Regions from separate parts of the Homo sapiens genome. Here region 1 is linked to region 2. The links are chromatin loops, found by intact Hi-C in ENCODE. Cell type or tissue: heart right ventricle. All regions are shown on one strand.

Evidence for each region. A loop is a pair of places that touch in the nucleus more often than their neighbours do. Peaks named below come from ENCODE experiments on the same cell type or tissue, not always from the same donor. Only the 100,000 strongest peaks of a DNase experiment are listed, where the experiment ranks them.
Region 1: a loop joins it to region 2, with 10 times the contacts of the local background. A loop is called at or near these places in 2 of 110 quality-filtered maps.

The regions. Positions count from the first base shown.
Region 1 is chr4:151,401,254-151,403,753 of GRCh38, forward strand. FHIP1A-DT (FHIP1A divergent transcript) reads right to left here. Exons shown (of 3, transcript NR_183963.1): 3 at 1-166. Among named protein-coding and RNA genes, the nearest start is that of FHIP1A-DT, 6.4 kb to the right of the region's middle. In heart right ventricle, no CTCF peak of the experiment used is centred here; no DNase peak of the experiment used is centred here.
Region 2 is chr4:152,114,790-152,117,289 of GRCh38, forward strand. No RefSeq gene overlaps it. Among named protein-coding and RNA genes, the nearest start is that of LINC02273, 15 kb to the left of the region's middle. In heart right ventricle, no CTCF peak of the experiment used is centred here; a DNase peak (open chromatin) is centred at 1,173; H3K27ac peaks cover 1,725 bases.

The DNA.
Region 1 (2,500 bases), 710 kb before region 2:
TTCAGGTTGTCGAAATAAACTGAACTATATACTTATAATACGTGCACTTGTCTTTATGTGTATTAAAAGTTTCAAAAAGAAGAAAAATGTATTCAACTTTGGGTATGCAGTATCCAGAGTTTTCCCTGCATCTTATTGCCTGATGATTCCTACAATACAAGTTGCCCTGGAAAAACAGAAAAAATAGGCAAAGTGTTCAACATAATTTATAAGGCCAATATAATGTTGATACCTAGTCACATAAAGAAAAAAACTCCTATTTTACTTATGAACATAGATGCAAAATAATGCTAAGTAAAATGTTAGGTAACAGAGTCTAATACCCTACTAAAAATATATTACAATCAAATAGGGTTAATATAAATAACGTAAATTTGGTTCAATAAAGGAAGATCTACAATAAAAATCATCACATCAAGGGACATAAACAGGAAAAATAATCACATGATCATCTCAGACACAGAAAAATCATTTTATAAAGTTCAATACCAGTTAATGATTTAAAAATCTCTTAGAAATTTCACAAGAAAATAAAGGAAGGTTTTCAACCTAACAGAGGACATCAACTAAAAATCTACAGCAAACATTCTATTTAACAGAAACTTCAGTGTGGTGCTCTCCTGTAATCCCAGCTACCCTGGAAGCTGAGGTGGGAGGATTGCTTGAGGCCAGTTAGAGGCTGTAGTGAGCTATGACCGCACCTAAGAATAGCCACTACACTCTAGCCACTACGCAGCCAGAACCCATCCCTAAAAAAAAAATTTAAAAACAAAACCAAAAACTTCAGATGCATATTATTTGGAATGTGTTTGCTATACTTAAAAGAAACTGAAATAAAAGTAGTATAAACACATAAGGATTGTTTTTTATCTCAGCAGGAAGTTCAGAGGTCGGCAATACAGCTATGGTACACGACTCCACAAAGCTCAGTGTTCTGGAGGCCCCTTTTGGCTTTCTGCACCATCATCTCATACATTTAACTTTTGCTTTCATCATCTTAAAATGGCTTCTGCTTCTCCAGGTAACCAATGTCCAAGCAGGAAGAAGTGGATGGAAAGAAGGGCAAAGATTCATGGAACCAAGCCAGCTGGGCTTTCTGAAAGTACATGCAAGGACATCCTCTTACATTCCATTGGCTTGGACTGTGTCATATAACTACCTGTAGTTGCAAAGGTGGTTGCATTTTGCTGCTATAAAAAAGCGGGGAGGGCGTTCTGGTAGAAAGATAAAAATAGAGACTTGAAATTGAATAGGCAACTAGTAGTGTCTACCTTGTATTCCCTTTAGGTTTGATAACAACACAATGATCCCCACTGATATGGTTTGGCTCTGTGTCCCCATCCAAATCTCTTCTCAAATTGTAATCCCCATGTATCAAGGGAGGGACCTGGTGGGAGGTGACTGGATCACGGGGGCGGTTTCACCCATGCTGTTTTCCTGGTAGTGAGTGAGTTCTCACATTATCTGATGCTCACACTCTCATTCTCCTGCTGCCTCGTGAAGAAGGTGCTTGCTTCCCCTTCGCCTTCTACCATGATTGTAAGTTTTCTGAGGCTTCCTCAGCCATGTGGAACTGTAAGTCAATTAAACCCCTTTCCTTTATACATCACTCAGTCTCAGGTAGTATCTTTATAGCAGTGTGAGAACGGACTAATACACCCACTATGACCACTACCTTGCAAAACAGTACTTGATGTCTTGGCCATTGAAAACAGACAAAAATAAATGTAACATACAGCTCTGTCAAGAGTTCTGCTACAAACTGCAGAAAACATATGCAGCTGATTTAAAAGAAAATAACTTATTATAATATTAAGTAGCTTATTGAATCTATAAAGTTGTCCACAGAGGTTATGTAAACTTGACAGCTATATAACTAGGAACAACACCCAAATCATATTATAGATCTACTCCAATGGACATGCCATTATTACCACTATTTGGCAAAAATGCTGCAGCATGTACTGCCAACTCCACCAGACTGAGCACTGGGTACTATTGTGGGAATCTCTGCCACTACCCTCTCTGCTAACATATTTTTATTAATTGTACTTGTTAGAAAAAAGAATTTCTTGGCCAGGCACAGTGGCTCATGCCTGTAATCCCAGCACTTTGGGAGGCCGAGGTGGGCGGATCACAAGGTCAGGAGATCGAGACCATCCTGGCTAACACGGTGAAACCCCATCTCTACTAAAAATACACAAAATTAGCTGGGTGTGGTGGTGGGAGCCTGTAGTCCCAGCTACTTGGGAGGCTGAGGCAGGAGAATGGCGTGAACCCAGGAGGTAGAGCTTGCAGTGAGCCGAGATCGTGCCACTGCACTCCAGCCTGGGTGACAGAGCGAGATTCCATCTCAAAAAAAAAAAAAGAAAAAAGAATTTCTTGACAGCATGATTACTATTATAACAGAATACACATTGTTCATTTTTGAGCTCTTTTTTTAAGAGAAGCAACTACAGAAGATAATTTAAATTTAGATTTAATCTGACTACAGATGATA
Region 2 (2,500 bases):
AGGAAATACACAGAAAGCAAAGGAGGCCAGGGAGCTGGAACCAGAGCCCAGTTCACTACGGGAGAAAGTAATTAGAATACTGGAGTGAGATGTCACCATGCTGGACACTTGATGCTGCACCTCTAGACTTTCAATAACTGCCAATAATTTATAAACCACATCTGACTCTTTCTGCCTCTCCTGCAAGATTCAGGGTCCCATGTGGTTGACTGATCCTGAGTCACATTCTCACCTCCTGCTTCCCCCACCCCAGCTTTGGCTTCCACAGCAGGAGGTGGTACATTGGGACCCTCTCAGATAATACACAGTGGAGAACGCCTCCTGATTGAAAGAGGGATTGGATGCTGAAAGGCCAAAACTCTCCATAAATAGCTACAGGATCTGTCAGTAGGAAGTGGCCTCATTCCCAAAAGAGTGATGGAGACTCGGTAACCTTTCTTGGTAACAGGTAACTCATCCACAGGCCCCAAACCTGGACTCTGAAAGTTCCTCTTTCTGGCTGGAGCTGGTCAAAGCCATGCACAGGCAGAACTCGCCAGCATCTTGGAGGCTCAGCTGTCAGGTGATGGAGAACAGCTGGGGTGGTGGGTCGTCAGGGTCACCTGTGAGAAGCTAGGGAGAGGAGAGAGTTTCCATGGGAGGCAGTTGAGTCCCTGTTCTCCCTAAACCAGGATAATCAACTGCCTTCCTAGGGCATTGTCACATCACTTATGGGATTTGTTTTCTCTTTGGCAGGCTTTCCTGAGGAAAGAGCAATTAACCTCAAGTCTGTCTTCAAAAGGTTAGAGTCTTTTTTCTCCTGAGAAACAGAAAAGAGACGTTGGAAGCTGACATGCCTCTTTGTTTATTCTTCGTGCAACTCCTACCAAGATCCTGGAAAAGCAGTGATTCCTTCACAGTCACCCCTTTAGGGTGGTCCCTAAAACCAGATGCAGAACATTTTAGAAAACTCCAAGTCAGTGCTCATTCCTTGGGGCAACCTGCTCTGGGCCTTGTTGAAGGAGAGGTCTGGTTTGTGACATTAACAAGTACATGCTGACAACAAATACAACCACTTCCTCACCTGCTACCATGAGGAAACCAACATACCAGGGTTGCTGGCTTGGAGGGAAACTTACAAACACCCACGAGAGATGGTGGCTTTTGGCCCCTCACAGCCTCCGTAGTCTCCTGGATTTCCCTGGCAGAAGGCCCTCAAACTATGCACAAATGAGGGGCATTGTGCATCCGTCCTATTTTTAAAAACTCTCCAGGAAATACACTTGCTGCCTACACTTCCTCACCACCCACTCGCTCTTCGGGGCTTCTAATCCGGCTTCCGCCCCACCTCGTTCCTGATGGAGCCCCAGGAAGGACTCCAAGGACCTCCTCCTCAGCCACAAATCCTGCAGCCTTGCCCCAGTCCCTCATCCTCAGCCGGTTCAGCATTCCACAGGAAATCTCCCCTCTCTGGGTTTCCGTGGCAGGAAACTCCCGTTGTTTTCTCTTTTTAATGTGTGTGCCTACCCAGGGATCTGAGCTTAGCACCCCTCCCTCTGTGCTGCCTCCTTCATTATCTCACCTACCCTGGGCCTCACCTGACACCTCCATGCAGATGGTCCTCACTTCCAGCCTCTCTTGTCAGCACCAACTCTGAGCTCCAACCCCTGTCGGGCATCAGGTCTCGGGTGCCTCTTCTGAATGTCTAAATATCCCAAACGGAATGGGTCATTTTCTGCTCCAGTTCTGTCCTCCCTTTATAACCTCCTCTCCCAAGAGCCCGCCACCCTCCAGTGTTCACTCTCCAAATCTTAGCGTCATCTCTGGCTTACCCAATGGCCTTACCCCCAAGATCCAACCAATTGCAAGTTCTCTCTTTACCACATCTCTCCGATATCACCATCTTTGTATTCCCATCAAGTGCTTATATTCTACTCTTTTTCAGACCATTGCAGTAACCTCCTAACGGATCCATCTCTACTCTGTCCTCCTCCCACACCCCTTTCCCCACAATCTATATTCTGTGCTTCTTTGAGGACACTCTTCAAGTTCCATCAGGAAGGCACTATTTTGTCTCCCTGCCCTAAAACCTGCAATGGTTCCCACTGCTGATAATAAGTCCTAAGCCTGGCTTTACACCCATCATAATTCAAGGCTCTCCCAGTCCACTTTCCATCACCTTCCCTCTAGGTACACATTTCTGCAGTTTACCTCAAATTCCCACTCATCTTGAAACACTCTGTCTTCCCATCTCCAGGCTTTTACTCAAGCTGGACCTTTCTCAGGTAATGCCTTTCTTTTTATTTACGTCTACCAAAATCTTACCTTTCCCTTTAGGGTCATCTCAAATGCCACTTCTTCCAGGATGCCTCCCAGAGTTTCCCCAGCCAGGAGTGCTTTCCATTCCGTGCTCCCTGGCTTCACTCAGTTTATCCCTGCACACTCATCACACTGAATCTCATGTTGCAGTATTTGAGTATGTGCCTCATTGCCCTGCCTCTGGGTCAGGGATGTTGTCCTA